Regions from separate parts of the Homo sapiens genome. Here region 2 is linked to region 1. A link is an interaction called in ENCODE POLR2A ChIA-PET data of the cell type or tissue named here. Cell type or tissue: MCF 10A. All regions are shown on one strand. Links, peaks and the distances in the headings refer to the core of each region. The heading gives the core; the rest is flanking DNA. Region 1 overlaps PCSK1 (proprotein convertase subtilisin/kexin type 1). Region 2 overlaps LOC101929710 (a long non-coding RNA gene).

Region 1 (8,342 bases), core at 221-8,220:
ATGTAGGTAATGTAATTTGGAGACAAAATTCCAGAGTGAAAAGTCTTAGGAGCTATCTGGTTCAGCCTCTAATCATACCTAAATTAGCCTAGATCTTAAAATTTTTCTAACTTGGACTTTCTAACATTTCACAACCCACTAAGTCAAGACTTTTTTGTTGTGATTTTTTTCCAAAGGTTTCATGCAGCATTGAAAGTCCATTTCTCTTTCTCCAGGTTTTAATAAGACCAGAAGTTTGGCTTATCTGTTTGTTTAATATTTCCAAAGGTGTGAAGGGATTCAATGGTTCACTTCAGAATTTTCCTCACCTATTAAAAATTATTCTGATTCTTTTGATCTCTCCTCAGAAGGCTGAGGCTATTTTCTACAGCTTTCTTAGGTATACTCACTACATAATAATAATAGTGCCACAAACATTTATGCAAGGAATTCCTTCTTCTCTTAGTATATTTATCTCCAAGATACACCTACTAACTACCCTAATGGGTTTCTACACAAACACAGGTGGATGAGGTTGTAGGAAAACACAGTGGTAAAAGTAACTCTTTATAGCATTTGTTTCTCAAAACTTGGTTAAGGTATTACTAGCATTAAAAAGTGCCTGGGAGATTTGTTAAAAAAGGAATTCCTAGGTTGAATACCAGAAACTCCTAGGCAGATACAAGGTCTGAATAGTTGCTGGCAAAATGACCTGGGAACCTGCATGTTAAATAAACTCCCCAGGTGATGACTATATATGCTGGTACTTGAGAAACATCGCTTTGGGGAAGGAAAGTATTTCTTTGTGCATATTCAGCCAGAAACCATTCCTTCTCCTTTCCTTTTCTCCTCCCATTCCCCAATACTCTGGCTATATAACATTTAACACAGCATATTGAGTAGTCTGCTTGTGACAGAAAACTTATAAGAAACTCATAAATGCATGTTCATTTATCAGCCTCAATCTTCCGAACCCTCCTTTATTTGAGGAGATGATAGGCTGCCATTCAACATTGCCTCTCCCTCACAGGGCTGTGGGAGGCTGCAAGGTGTGGTTGCTGATAGCACAGACTTTGCAGTCAGAGAGACTTGAGTTTGAATTTCTTTGTGGGATCTTGGTTATATATCTCAACCTCTCTAAGCCTTATTTTTTCCCATTTATAGGTGAAATTAATAATTTCTATGTCATAAGAATGTTGTAAGCGTTATAATTAATATTGTATATAAAGAGGCCAGCTGTGTCTGGTCTACAGTAAGAACCTAATCAATATTGGGTGCCATTATTCTTGATAAGTTTAGGCAAGGGCTCTTCAGTCTCCATAGTTGTTCCTGTGGGATGGCACATGATTAAATGATTTTCTCATTCTTGAGTGCCTTGGGATAAAGCTTGGTCACATGTCTAGAAATTCTGGCATTCAGCTTTGGTATAGACAATTGAATAGAGTTCAGAAAAATGTTCAATTGAGAACAGAAATCTTAATAACCTCTATGTACCTTGGCAGTAAGGATATAAATGTTAAGATAGATCAGTCATACTTATCTTACTGATGAATTGAGTCAAAATGAAGGGAATTAAATTCTTATGATAAGCACCTGGGAGATCATAGACTCTTAATATCTCTTAAATCACGAACACTGAGAATCTGGTGAAACCTATAAGCCATTCCCCAGAAATATGCCATACATACATTTATAAGCAATTCTGCATTTAGTTGCAAAGAGATTCATGGACCCCTTGGAACCCATCTGAGTGTTTCACAGAAATGAAACACCTGCTTTAGAGACTGTCCATCAGAGACTGAGATTAATGAGGCTAGATCATTCCTAGATCATTTTCTCCTACATAGAAAAAAGAAGGATCAAATTAGCCAGGCATGGTGGCACATGCCTGTAATCCCAGCTACTCAGGAGGCTGAGGCATAAGAATTTCTTGAACCGGAGGGGTTGAGGTTGCAGTGAGCCGAGATCTTGCCACTGCACTCCAGCCTGGGTGACGGAGTGAGACACTGTCTCCAAAAGAAAAAGAAAAGGAAAGGATTATTTTCTGTATAGGATCATTTTCCACTATACAGAAAAAGAAGCCTTGAGGTTTTAGAAACCAAGGATTGCACTTTTACAATTTCAGCTCTTACATAAAATTGGCATTACTTCTGTTCAGCAGATGGATATTTCTACTATATTGGTCACTATACAAGGATGGGCTAGGCACGGCTAGTTATATTTACATGCATCTGACAGGTGTTGGATAGAGAAGAAAGGCTCTAGACATAAAATTTTAAGATTGCTTTCTTTTAACAGCTCCCTGGGGTAGTAGTCTGTGTTTTGAAATCTTAAATATAATAAGTCTGTTGCACAGGATCCTATAATCCATAGGACCCTATTTTCTTCCAGTCCAGACCCCTCATCACTGACCCCAACAATTCATGTTGGATTACCTATGCAGGCTGACATTTTCAATCTCAACTCTGAGAATCTTAGGAAGAGAAGAAGTTTGTAAAAAAAGGTCTCGTTTGACCCCTTCATTTTATAGATGGAAAGACTGAACCCCACAAGTAAATTAACTTGCCGAAGGCCACATAGCTAGTGGTAGAGCTAGAACTTGAAGCCAGGTGTTCCTTGCAATTTTCACTGCTTGGACAATTATTTCTCGGTTAATTTGGATCTGCTGATGCCAGTCTCAGCTTGTGTTCATAGATTTTTGTCTTTTGTCCATCTACTTCCTATTATAAGTGAACTTAGATTCTGAACATAGCTTTTCTGGAGGGCCCAATATCTATTTCTAATTGAGCACCTGAATTTACTTCTTCCCTTACCAAACATCTTGCCAGCCCCTCCAAGTAGGTGGACTCTTGGTAAGAGCCTTGCTAGACTTCCTTGCTTAGCCACTGTAGCCATCTCACAGCCGAGATACCCAGGAATATACCCCATCTCCATAGGAAGCCCCAGGGATCCTAGAGATAAACTGGACTCTCCTGGACAAAGGCTCAGGAACCTCAGGGCTTTTCCAGTCATGGCAAAGGCCAAGATATTTTTCCTTTCTGTTATTACGAACTGAGTCTACTGAATATGACATAAGGACACTGCTTTGTTCTCTCTCTAGAGAATATGTAATTTATTCTAGGATAATCTCCTTATTAGGAAGGATAATAGTAATTTACAAGTTTAATCACTTCTTCTAATATGCAACCATAGCACCTGACTTGACATTTCAAGATTCACTGTCACCACACATCAGAAAGCAGGAATGAGGACACATAAAAAGCTGTGATGTGCAGTGTGAGACAGTTCAATTTTTTTCCTCTGTGTTAAGTATTGGACTATTGGGTAATTATGAGAAAAAAAAAGTTAAATCTTTTTTTAACATCATACACTAAAATAAATTCCAGAGGGATTTAGAATTTAAATATGGTAAAGAAACCATAATAAAAGACATATAATTAATGTTTATCTAATTTGGGGTTGTGAAGATTTTTTCTGAGCATAAAAGCAAAGGAAGAAGCCTTAAAGAAACAGACTGACAAACATAACTACATACATATTAACTACATTTCATTAAAAATTACATAGAAACAAATTAAAAGGTAAATGTCAAACTTATAAAGCATCTAGCTTTTGTGAACCAAGGCCATAAAACAAAACTAAGGCCATAAAGAAGCAACCCCAGAAGACAAAGAGCTGAAGGGTATGAAATATTGAGCTTCATTAGTAATTAAATACAAGCATATTAAAATGAGATACCATTTTCACCTATCAACATAGCAAATATTTTAAAAGATAATAAAAGTAGTTTTGACAAGGGTTTTGGAAACTGGCACTTTCACACATATATTCCTGGAGGGAATATAAAATGGTATAGTCATTCAAGGCAGCATCTTGTCAATATATATAAAAATCATTAAAACATGCTTGCCCTTTGACCCAGAAATTCCAATTCTGAGTGTTTATCCTGAGGAAATTGTCAGAGATGACAACTAATATTTACTGACAATGGTGTTTAAGCATGATTAGATGACTTTAAGGAAATTTGTGTTTATACAATGGAACACTGTGAAAATATAAAACTCCTGCCTTTAAATCTCATGTCCCCTGATGTGGTTATATCAGCTCCAGGACTAGGCTTACATATTCAAAGAAAGGAGTTTTTTAAACTTGTTCCTAATACTGCCCACTGGAAACTATTTAAACAAAATCCTGCTGGAAGAGAATAAACAAAAGGCGTTGTAGCTGAGTGGGAAGAAGATTTGAGGGATAGCATGAGTTTTAAAGGTCAAAGCATATTGATTTAGACAGGAGAAAGTATGTTTAATATATTGTAGAATGGGTTTTAAAAACAGATTACAAAATAACGTCTATATTAAGATCCCAATTTTGTAAGATGTGTGTGTATTAAATCTACATTGAGATGTTAACTATGGTTAGTGACCTCGAAGTGGCAGGAAAGAGCTTATCTTTATTTGCAGTATTCCAAAATTTCTCCTGTAACCATGTATTCAGAAAAAAAAGTGTTATTAAAAATAAGGAGAATCAGCCTTTGTAAAGGTGATTAGAAGCTTTCTGGGCCTTACTTTGCTTCCAGGGCCAGAGCGAAGATGCCAGCAGCCAGAGGTGCAGAGGCCGAGGTGCCTGTGTGCGTCTCCGTGCAGTCATTGTGCAGGTCAGCGCTCGTCTGGATGACGTCAGGAAGGAGAGAAAGGCAGGGAGAACACGTGAGGAGTGTGGGCCTGTCTTGGGGGTTAACTGTACCAAAGGCTGCATCTGCTATGACCAGGAAACTCAGCTGATTCGATTGCCTACTTTCTCCTCTAAACCACAGGCGGATGTTTGCCATCTGCTGATATTTTAGTTCACCCTCTATATGCAACTTCTCTATAATTCTGGCAGCAAGATGCCTTTTCTGGGGATGAAGTACTCCCACTACGAATATTTTCTTTTCTGAGATTCCCAAACGAAATGCTGTCTATAAAAAACAAAGTTTCAAAATCACTGTGAATCATGCTGGCCCATTAATCATCGGGTCCATTGTGTTTGGTCTGGCATATTTAGAAATTCTGTCTCATACAAAATTCCCTTTTGCCTTCAGATTGACATTTGGCTGCCTCTTCAGCCCAAGGATATGAAGACATCCTGGCCTTAGCCATTTGAACTACTTGCACAAAAAATGCTTAATATGTAGTTTGCACTCACTGTTGAACTAGATTTGATACCTGTGAGTTGGTGTCCACATTTACACTTTGAGGAAAACGATGGGTCTTTAAAATGGAAAGTGTGCTGGACTTAGTTCTGGGTTCAAATTCTCTAACTGCTACTTAATAGATTTGTCCTCGGGCAAGTCATTTGGCTCCCCATCTGTAAAATGCGATTTATATTTTCTGACTCATATGCGAGACTTACCCGAGATGTTCTCTGTGAAAGTAGTTTTACATAATTTTCTTGCAAGTAAGGAATTACCCTGGCTAACTTTAGGGTAATGAAGAGATTGCTGAGATGAAGGGAAGAAACTGAAAAGACTTCCTGTCTGCCTTAAGGACCACGGCGCTGCTGGTTGGGCCAAGGGATTACTAACAAGACACCCACCCAGGCTCCAGCACCGAAGTTCTAGCTCGAGATTTCGATGTGTGGGAGGGAGGTGTAAAAAAATAATTTGTTCTATTATCACCTCCATTGGCTTCCTGCTTGGAGTTGCTGAATTTCTCAAGTTATGATGGCTCTGCTCCTCAGAGGGCTGCGGAAGCAAGGTTGCCCTTTTTACCTGTTGACGCAAGCAAGCCCCCAGAGATGACTATGCTGAGGAAAAGGTTTGCGTAAGAAAAAGGTTATGTTACTGAGACTGTCTCAAATAGAATCCACCAGCTGTCTCTCCTAAGGCTGGCTTTCTTAAGGAGGGAGTTTTACAAAGATAGAAAATCTTTCTTCTGCTTCAGTGCAGGTTACCCAAGATAAGGAACAGTCTGTGAAATGGTGATTCTGAAATGCCCAACAGGCCATTTTCTAAAGGCAGCTCTGGACACCCAGGGAAATGACAACAGCCAGGGGCTCTGAAGACAAGTGGGGCAGATGTCTGATATGCCCCTTTCAAACCCTTTAAAATGTGCCTGCCATAAAACCCCTCGGTAGAATGCCACTGTCTATTACTTGAGTAGCTGAAGAGATGCGCGTGAGAAGCAGGCCCACACTTCTAAGTTGAGACCACAGCTTTACTGTCTAAACTAGCTTGCAGAAGTGATCCTGTATGAAGAAGATGTTCGTGTTGACAATTTTGTTGAGATGCCATTAATAGGAATCTTGCACGCATTCCAAGGTCATTATTATAGGGTTCACCCACCCTCTAATTAGATCATGACCTGCTATTTCACTGAGATAGGATCTATATACTTTAGCTAGTTGGTCCTTTCTGTGTCAGGAGTTAAATTGGGGGCCTTACATTTTTTAAATTAAAGGTGTCTCCCTTTGTTCTCAAAGCCCCTAAATGCCCCTCCATCGTCATGCCCTTGAAGGGAAATCCAGTAATTGCCCTTGGCCGTCTGACTCATGGAAGCAAAGGCGCAGGCAAGCGTGGGCTGGAGGAGCTCTCTGAGCATACGACCTCCCCGAGCTGCTTACCCAGATGCTGAGCAGTTCACCTCAGGGGACACTGAAACTGCTATTTTCCTGCAGGTCATCCATTCTTAGGAGACATAGCTGGTGTAGACTCTGTATTTTTATCATCTGCGACAGGGCAGGTCAGACTATATCCCTGCTGTTAAAGGATCAGCAAGTACAAGGGTGATAAAGCCCCTACAACCCTGAGATCTCCTTTAAGGCTGTTTCCAGGGAGGCATCAGACAAGCAGAAAAGACATTTGGAGTCTCCGCTGTGTGTAATGACAGGTTTGGTGGCTTCTCAAGGCTGGGTTTAAAAATGACAGAGGGGAAGATCATCTTGGCAGAAGTGTCATTATCCCTGGAGAGAAAACTTTCTGATGGATGCCAGCCTTTCAAGTGAGTAAGTGTGAGTTCTCCCAACTGAGACATCAAGCTTAAGCGAATCAGTCGTACCAAAGGTCAGTTAGGGGAATCATTTCACATGCATGCCACGCTCTCCTAACTAAGCAGAGAGAATTAGACAAAAGCAACATACGATTCTCTGGTCGGTGTAATCTCCGCTGCTGTAAGAGGTGGCCAGTGTGGAGGAGCACTTCTCAGCGTACCAGGGGGATAGGCCTTGCTGGGAGGCACTGCTGATGGAGATGGTGTAGATGCTGTCTGTGTAGCCATCACAGTCACAATTATCTCCCTGACGCCCCCCGTTTCCCGAAGCCCAGACGAAGATGGACCCCTTCCCCTGTCTCCCCTAAAGGAAAAGCCAGAATGCATATTATCTGTTATCATCTATTGGGGTCATTGTTATATCCCAATAAAATCCCCAACGACTACATGTGTGAAATTCTCAGAGACAGCTATTTGGGATCTATTTTCAATTCCAGATCTTTTGGCTTCGATATTGGAAATCTCACAAGGCTGTGTATTATAAGCCACTGGACTCTGGCCCTGCCAGTCTCTGGGCCCTCCTGGGGTAGGGCTGAGCACACGCTTTTCTTTCTTATGCAGATTCATAATCTAGCGTTTTGCACTTGCTCATATTTTTCCACCCTTCTCTTAGTTTATGTCACTGCACTTAAATCTTTGAACTTCCTCTCTTTCTTTCTGCTTCAATCTTCTGGCTGACTGATAGAATGACAAAATTAGGAATTATTCAGATCTGCCTTGCAGCTGCATTAAAAGGGACTCTTCAATTGAATGGAACTCGTCAAAGCCGCCCTTTCTATGATTTTTCAATTTGTGCTCTCCAGAGTTTCTACTTTTGTTTCATCTTATGGAGCACAAGGCTTTAGAATCTGTGCAAGAATACAGTAAACCCAAGTGACAGAGCAATCCAACCAAGGCACAGGTATTCAACAGGCACGTGCAGAGCAGAAGGCAACACGTTTCTATATTTGAAAAGCATTTCCGCGCTTGGAAGAAGACTGAGTAGTTTTTTACTAGTGTAAAAACCCAAAAGCAGCAGGAAAATGAGTAAGGAGAAAGAAATGTCCAGAAGCACTTTTAAAATAAATATGCTAAAAGTAATAAATTTCCATTCAACCTCAGACCCAAATAGGGAAAATTCATTTTATTTATTTATATTTAGTTTTGAGGCAGGGTCTCACTCTGTCACCCAGGCTGGAGTGCAATGCTGCAATCTCAGCTCACTGCTACCTCCGCCTTCTGGGTTCAAGCAATTCTTGTGCCTCAGCCTCCCGAGTAGCTGGGACTATAGGCATCTAAGTTGAGACCACAGTTTCACTGTCTAAACTAGGTTGCAGAACAGTGCAACCTAGTTACACC
Region 2 (8,342 bases), core at 120-8,119, 84 kb after region 1:
TAATTCAGTGTGTATGGACAGAGTTGTCCTTAACTCAATAGTCTAACACAGGTTTGAAGTAAGCATAAGAGACTTAGAGAATTGTAGTCCCTTTTCCTGGGGATTTAGTGTTCTGTGACAAATAGAACTCACATATTTCTTCCTGCATGATAAAAAGTCACCACCAGCATTTAATGATATCCAGAATTTTTAAAAAGAAACAGCTAAAAAAAAACCCTAAGTATTTGCAAAATATACATTGATGAACCTCCTCTTCCCTTATTTTACTATTTGTTTCATCTTATATTTTCAATGTCAAAAAATGCAAAACTTCAAAATAGTGACAGCTTAATAATAACTGCCATTTCTTTAATGCTTAACAAGGCACATTGCCAAATACTTTACATATTGTCGTGTAGCTAGTGAGATGTAACTTTTTTCAGTCTTGAGAAGCTTCCAGATAGTTGTGTCTGAATGGAGGCAGCAGATCCCTTAGAGTAGATCTTCAGTGGAGAGGACTCCGTTTCCTTTCTTGGATTTTTGAAGGTATGCAAATGCACCACGAGTAAGTGGTAATCATTGTCTTTGAGGAAGGATGTAACAGAATCTTCTACAACCGAACAAAGTCTTCTCTTCCCAATGTCCTGGCATTAAGAAAAGTTTAGTAAATTTACTCAGAAAATTAAAAATGCTCATTTGGGGAGAAATAAGAACAAGATCCAAACTCTCTCTTTTTGAGGCTCAACTCTACTAAAATTTCAATGATAAATGAAAATGGCACAAACCAAGATATTTATGTAGGAAATGATACCAAGGACCACAAAGGGCAACTTGGCTTTAAGGAAGAGGGCATAGAATGGAGACCTGGATTTGACACCAGATCTGACCACTTTTGTGCAAACTTGACTTCAGAAGAACTTGTTACTAGTAATTGGATTCAGAAAGCTCCTGGAAAACCCCTTCAGTTTACACAGCACATGCTCAGCCATCCAGCTCTTTGGACAGACTAAGGAAAAGAGAGGATTGAAGAGGATAATTACAAACTCTTGTCTTGTTTTTTGACGTGTAGATTTAGGTTCCAATAGACTCATCACCACAATTATTTCTGTTCTGCTTTTTAAGCCAAATTGAGGCAGATCAAAGGATGCCTGAAGAGTAACTTGGGCTGGCATCTTCTTCCATCAGTAAAGAAATTCATAATGGCAGCAGGGCTGCATTTACAAATGAGCTGATTGAGTAATGCACAACCACAGAGAGTGATGTCCTCATTGATTATGAAGGGAATAGCTCTCCTGGTTGATAATCGTGTATAATTCTCTACATTTTCAAAATTGTATGTATTATATATATGCATACACAGACTTACATATGCTACACAAATCCATAATCAGGAGAGGGTAGAGGACCCAGGGACACTCAATATGAGCACATATGAATCCTGGCTCATATTGGATGTAAAAGTTATGTAGGACTCAATTTGCATGCTTCTCTTCTCCTTCCTGTCTTTCCCAGCATGACCCCCTCCCCAAGACTATCAAAAACCACAGCTGTCTAGGGGATGTAGCTCTTCCTGTTTGCTGAGAGGCTATAAAGATACTACTTAGACAATAGGCTCCAACAACCCCGTGAAGATGCCCTGCTCTCTCTACACAGCTGGGCTATGAGACGGCATTCCTGTCACATAGATACAGAGGCCATTAAACTGACTGTGGGTTATTAGTACCACTTAGTCTAAGAACAATTAATTTGAGGCTGTGAATAAGAAAGGAGCTATGTTTTTGAGATGGACTTCATCCTCTAGAAGTCACTTCTATGTAATTTTAAATAGTAATGAAGAGGATAATGCAGCTGTAGACTGGACTTTGTAAGAAATGACATCTGGACATATGTGCTTTCTGGGTGCTTTACACTTCTACAAAGCAGAATTCTAGCTTCACAAAGCCAACCACTGGCAAGGGCCATATAAGTATGATCAACAATTGTCAACACTCCCCTGCTTCTCTCTGTTCTTGGAACAAAGTTCAAAATACCTAACATCCTCTTTTGTGCCCTGCCTTATCTAGGCCCACTTACCTTTCCAGCCTCCTCTGCCTGCAGTTGCCCACCTGCCATACACAAAGAACCCAACTGGCCCCTAACCAAGTGATCCAAATACTCAATACAATCCCAATACAAATTTCAGCAGAGGGGTGTTGTGTGTATATGTGTGTGTCTGTGTGTGTGTGTGTGTGTGTGTGTGTATGTAAACAGACAAATTGATATAGTAATCCAAAATGCATGTGAAATGCAAAGGACTAAGTATAGCAAGTCATAGTCAGTCTAGAAGAAGAACTGCAAAATTGGAAGAGGAGTTCTATCCACTGCCAAGGCAAATTATAAAGCTAGAGCAACAGTGTAGTATTGGCATAATCATATACAAATAGGCTAATGGAATAGAATAGGGAGTCCAGAAGCAGACCCACATATATAAGAATACAAATGACAAAAATCATATAGCAGAGAAGTGGGGATTTGTCATCACAACAAATTATGTTAAATTAATTGCATACCTATATAGGAAAAACATAAATCTGAACCTCCTACCTGATACTACTAAAAAAATCAACTCCAGATAAATTGTAGATCTAAATATGAAGTGCAAAACAATAAAACTTTCAGAAGAAAACATGAGAGATTATTTTGGAATAAATGAAAGTTTATTAAATAGGATACAAAAGGTACCAGAAATTTTAAAAATAAAAATGAAAAAGTTGTATTTATCTAAAAAACAAAACAAAAAACCAGTGGCCATGAAAAGGTAAGTCATTCAGTGGGAAATGGTATTTGCAACACAAATGTCTGACAAATGGCTCATATTTTTCAAGAATATATAACTCTTATAATCAATAAGGAAAAGACACACAAACCAACAGAAAAAAATAGGCAAAAGAGCAAAAGAGGCACTTTACAAAAGAGAATATCGAAACATGAAAGTATTCAACCTCATTAGCCAGAAATTGCAAATTAAAAGTACATGTGATATATCTGTACACTCACCAGAGTGACATAAATTAAAAAGACCAGGCCGGGCACGGTGGCTCAAGCCTGTAATCCCAGCACTTTGGGAGGCCGAGGCGGGTGGATCACGAGGTCAGGAGATCGAGACCATCCTGGCTAACACGGTGAAACCCCATCTCTACTAAAAAATACAAAAAAAAAACTTAGCCGGGTGTGGTGGCGGGCGCCTGTAGTCCCAGCTACTCGGGAGGCTGAAGCAGGAGAATGGCGTGAACCCGGGAGGCGGAGCTTGCAGTGAGCCGAGATCACGCCACTGCACTCCAGCCTGGGGGACAGAGCGAGACTCCATCTCAAAAAAAAAAAAAAAAAAAAAAAAAAAAAAAAAAATTAAAAAGACCAACAATACCATATCCTGATGAGGTTATGTACCGCATGTGGCAATGTAAATAGAAATGACCATGTTAGAAAACTGACGGTATTTATTTAAGTTGATTATATTCCTGTGACACAGTAATTCCATCCCTAGATATATGCCCAACAGGAATGTAAATAGGAATATGTGCATAGGAATAGTCATAGTAGCAGCATTTGTAATAACCCCAAATTAAAAACAATCCCAATGTCTATCAACAGTAGAATGATAAATAAATTGTGCTGTATCCCTACAATGGTGCACTATATGCAATGAAGATGAACTAAAACTACAATGAATCTCTCAAACATAATTGGCGAGAAAGTTGCCAGATGCAACCTTGTACATAGTATACGATTCAATCACTTATATGAAGTTCTAAAACAGGCAAAACTAATGTATTGGGACAGAGCCAGTATAACATTCATCTCCAGAGGAGCTAATAACTAGAAGAAGGCACAGGGGGACTCTGGGATGCTGGTAATATTCTGTTTCTTGACCTAGGAGTTAGTCACAGAGATACACGTAGTTAATAAAGGATCCTTGAGCTATACATTTTATTTGTGTATTTGTCTTTATGTATGCATGCATGCATGCTTAAATAAAATAATTCACCTTTTAAAAAAGCATTTTGTAGGAATCTTCAAGGCTGCCACTTACCCTCGTTTGAGGGAGGCTTTGATTCCCTTAAAGTTTGACCAGTTGAAGTTGCAGGGAAGTCCTATTTAGAAGATAAAAAATTAAGAGATCCGTGGAAAGTGACAATTGCTTAAGTTGGGTCTTGAGTATATTTCATTACTTTCTATTGTCTCAATATATTAGTCTCTCTAGTTTTGTATGTTTTACATTTTCTATAATAAAAGCATTTTTTTTCCTGAAACTCTATGGAAGTTTTGCATCCAACTCATATCAGCTACTGGGGTCTATTTCTATTCTATTTAGTATGTTAGCCCCCTAAGAAAACATTGTCATCAAAGCTTTTCGCTTACATAGGAAAGCTCTCCTCCTAGTTATTTGAATCTTTGGAAGTTATTTCTTGTGTATTCTGGTTTCTTTTTCTTCTTCTTAAAAATAAATATGATCGGGATTTCCTCTTGATCAAGACACCTACCAGCCAATTACCTTTCTTCCCACCCTCCTGTCATCACATAATGAATGACCAAATGACAAAAATAAACTCCAATGGAGAACACACATGGAAGTAGATAAAACTAAAAAATATGAGCTGAGAAGAGGAGACATCTATGTCTGGCTAAAGAGAGGCCCCATGCCAGATTAACTGAAAAGGAAATGATTAATTACAGCAATGTAGCAATAGAGATGCCCCAAGCGTTTCAGTGAAATCAAATGACGCAGGTTAGAGTCCAAAATAACAGGACGATTGACTTGGGAGTGGTGAAAACACTTTTAAAAATGTTTATGTCACATAAAAATGGCCCCGTTTTTACAAAAACAAACAAAAAAATACTTTAAAAGGTCAATACAGTAAAGCTACAGATAAAAGCTACAGATAATTTTATTTTCTATACACCAAATGTTCTTCCTAAATTGGAGGATAGAAACAGTGCTTTATAAGTCACTGATTTATTTTTTTAAACCATGGAAAAAGTGGTTACCATTCAGGAAGTCACAGATTCCTACATGTAAAAATATCTAACTCTGATCTATTTTTATTTTGGAATTACCATTTTTATATTCGTTTCATAACATTTTTTATGCCATTTTCACTTCTCTTTAAGGTTGAACTTTTGTTCATTTTTTTCTCCTCTTCACCCTAGATAAAGTGCTTTGCCCTCCCAGGTAAGGAATAGAGTGAAGAGTCCCTTTGTCCTGCAATCTAGTCCTACCGCCATCTTGCCTCTTCACAGAGAGAGAATAAGGAAAAGTGGCTCAGCTTTTTCACTAATTAAATTGCAACTCCCCAGTTGGAAGTTGGGCAGGCTGCAAAAATAAACTCCACTGTAGCTCAGTCCCTTGGAAATTCTAAACCAGTATGTATCCCCACCAACCCAAGCATCATGCTGGGTGTACTGTGAGACTCCAGGCTTGAATCTCAGCAGGAAGGAGGTTTAATGGTGTTACACAGGAAGTAGTTTAGAGTCCATGTTTCTTTGCAATGAAGAAATTCATTGAAATTAACCAAGAAAAGCATCAAAATATAAAACATGCCTGCTCTTTCTCTTCAGCAGTGCCTAAACTTATTTTAGGCCAGGAACGGTGTCTCATGCCTGTAATCCCAGCACTTTGGGAGGACAAGGTGGATCACCTGAGGTCAGGAGTTCGAGACCAGGCTGGCCAATATGGCAAAACCTTGTCTCTACTAAAAAAACAAAAATTAGTCACTCACGGTGGTGCACACCTGTAATCACAGTTACTTGGGAGGCTGAGGCAGGAGAATCGCTTGAACCTGGGAGGCAGAGGCTGCAGTGAGCAAGATCATGCCCCTGCACTCCAGCCTGGGCAGCAGAACAAGACTCCGTCTCAAAATAACTAACTAACTAACTAAATAAATAAATAAACTTATTCTAATCCCTCATTGAATGGAGGTAAAGGACAGAGAAGAGTTGGGGATAGCCCAACAAAAGCAATTCCAAGCAAACAGAGGCTGAACCATTCCCCAGATAACAAGAAAAGAACCTCAAGTTTCTCAGAGGCGATGAACTACCTTGTAGCAATGCAATATAAAAGTAATGGTAACTTGTGGTGGGTAGCTTTCAGTATGTATGAAGGACCCCTCCTTATCCATAACTTTAAAAGAGCCAGAATTTAAAATAAGAGTTATCACTTAAGCTGAGGTTGAGATTTATTTTTTCCTGTAAATGATAGTAAAAGTTTTGATATAAAGACATGGTGGCAAGGAGAGCATGGAATAGCAAGAACAGAATCAGACACTGAGGAACACCATTGGCTTTATGAAAGAGCCTACATGAGAGGCTAAGAATATTGTACACAAAGACTCTTGATATTCTTTAGCAAATCCCTAAAAATGAAGCATATAAAAAGCATACAGAACAGATTACAAATGATAAGCTGGCTATGGCTGAAGTGGAACCAGATGTTAAAGAACTAGAAGACCAACTTCAAGGTGGCCCAATAGAAGAGCGATTCTTCAGGCTGCAAATGAACTAAGTCTGGCAAGAAAAATAATGCAGTGGAAATTATGGGAACCATTAGTATAAGAGTTCCCACCAATCAGTGGGAATGACCAATACAATCATTAAATGATTTTAGCAGGTGGATGGGAAACTGATGTAACTAAATATTCTGTTATATTAAAAGTGCGTTGGCCGGGCGCAGTAGCTCACGCCTGTAATCCCAGCACTTTGGGAGGGCAAGGCGGGCGGATCACGAGGTCAGGAGCTCGAGACCATCCTGGCTAACACAGTGAAACCCCGTCTCTACTAAAAATACAAAAAAATTAGCCAGGTGTGTTGGTGGGCGCCTGTAGTCTCAGCTACTCGGGAAGCTGAGGCAGTAAAATCGCTTGAACCCGGGAGGCGGAGGTTGTACTGAGCCGAGATCGGAGATCGCACCATTGCACTCCAGCCTGGGCGTCAGAGCGAGACTGTCTCAAAAAAAAAAAAAAAAAAGTGTGTCCATGTTATCAATATATTGTAATCAAGAAAACTCATGCAGAAAATATTTAGCAGACTTGTTAAAATAAGTGACTTGTAATACTGTTTTGTAGATCAACTGTTTTTTGTTTTTTGTTTTTTTTACTTTAAGTTCTGGGATGTATGTGCAGAACATGCAGGTTAGTTACACAGGTATACATGCGCCATGGTGGTCTGCTGCACCTATCAACCCGTCATCTAGGTTTTAAGCCCCGCATGCATTAGGTAGTTGTCCTAATGCTCTCCCTCCTCTTTCCCTCCACTCCCCAATAGGCCCTGATGTGTGATGTTCCCCTCCCTGTGTCCATGTGTTCTCATTGTTCAGCTCCACTTATGAGTGAAAACATGCGGTGTTTGGTTTTCTGTTCCTGTGTTAGTTTGCTGAGAATGATGGTTTCCAGCTTCATCCATGTCCTTGCAAAGAACATGAACTCCTTCTTTTTTATGGCTGCATAGTATTCCATGGTGCATATGTGCCACATTTTCTTTGTCCACTCTATGATTGATGGGCATTTGGGTTGGTTCCAAGTCTTTGCTATTGTAAATAGTGCTGTAATAAACCTAAGTGTGCATGTGTCTTTATAGTAGAATTGTCTTGTGGATCAATTTTTGATTTGTATTCACAAAAATTATTTCAAGATAATATTTCTTTGAACAGAGAGGCTGTGGGAAGATTTGAAAATTAATTAAAATAATTGCTACAGATCTTCAATGCAGAGGCCATAATCAAGAAGTGAAGTTTCTTTAGCAGTATTTTCAATGTCCTTTAATTTTTTTATTGTCCTGAAAAAGAAAAGGCCTTTAATTATTATTGTCTAAATAAATTTATAGGTCACTGTTTGAAGTAAAGTAGTAAGAGTGAATATTTTCATATGTGATAAAAAAATACAAGTGGCTGGTCATAAAATTTGAAATTAACCTCCTTGGCTGTAATCTTATGTCTATAAAGTAAAATTTAAGTATATAATTGTGTACTGATTACAAAATCCATAATAAATGTCATTTTATTTTAGTCTTTATTTGAATTATTATTCCATTTACTCTATTTTCATATAGTTTTAATTTTATCATATTTTGTTGTTACTCTATTATTTTCAAAAATCTTCAAATTATAATTCATTGTACAGTTGAAGAAATTGGTACTTGAAAGAAATATTTCTTATTGCACAGGGGTAGTTGGAAAAACTTTTCTTTTTGTTGCATTTAAGGAAATTAGCTTTCTGGCCCCTCGGCTTCTAATTTTCTTGATCAACCCTGTTACATCAAGATAGAGGTGGAATTTCTGTAAAAGAAGAGACATTAACAGTTCCTGAAGTTTTTCTGGCATATGGATAGGCTTA

What was found. ChIA-PET counts read pairs that join two places held together with the same protein. Peaks named below come from ENCODE experiments on the same cell type or tissue, not always from the same donor. Only the 100,000 strongest peaks of a DNase experiment are listed, where the experiment ranks them.
Region 2: POLR2A ChIA-PET joins it to region 1 with 36 read pairs; 2 of 35 experiments call an interaction of 5 or more read pairs at or near these places.

What each region holds. Positions count from the first base shown.
Region 1 is chr5:96,403,679-96,412,020 of GRCh38, forward strand. PCSK1 (proprotein convertase subtilisin/kexin type 1) reads right to left here. Exons shown (of 14, transcript NM_000439.5): 8 at 7,096-7,308; 9 at 4,545-4,645. The region is part of intron 4 of LOC101929710 (a long non-coding RNA gene); the gene reads left to right. It also overlaps a transcript of CAST not described here. Among named protein-coding and RNA genes, the nearest start is that of PCSK1, 25 kb to the right of the region's middle. In MCF 10A, for the core only: no CTCF peak of the experiment used is centred there; DNase peaks (open chromatin) are centred at 4,843, 4,973, 5,323, 5,543 and 1 weaker place.
Region 2 is chr5:96,488,163-96,496,504 of GRCh38, forward strand. All of the region lies in intron 4 of LOC101929710 (a long non-coding RNA gene), which reads left to right. It also overlaps a transcript of CAST not described here and the pseudogene LOC102724070. Among named protein-coding and RNA genes, the nearest start is that of PCSK1, 59 kb to the left of the region's middle. In MCF 10A, for the core only: no CTCF peak of the experiment used is centred there; a DNase peak (open chromatin) is centred at 4,719.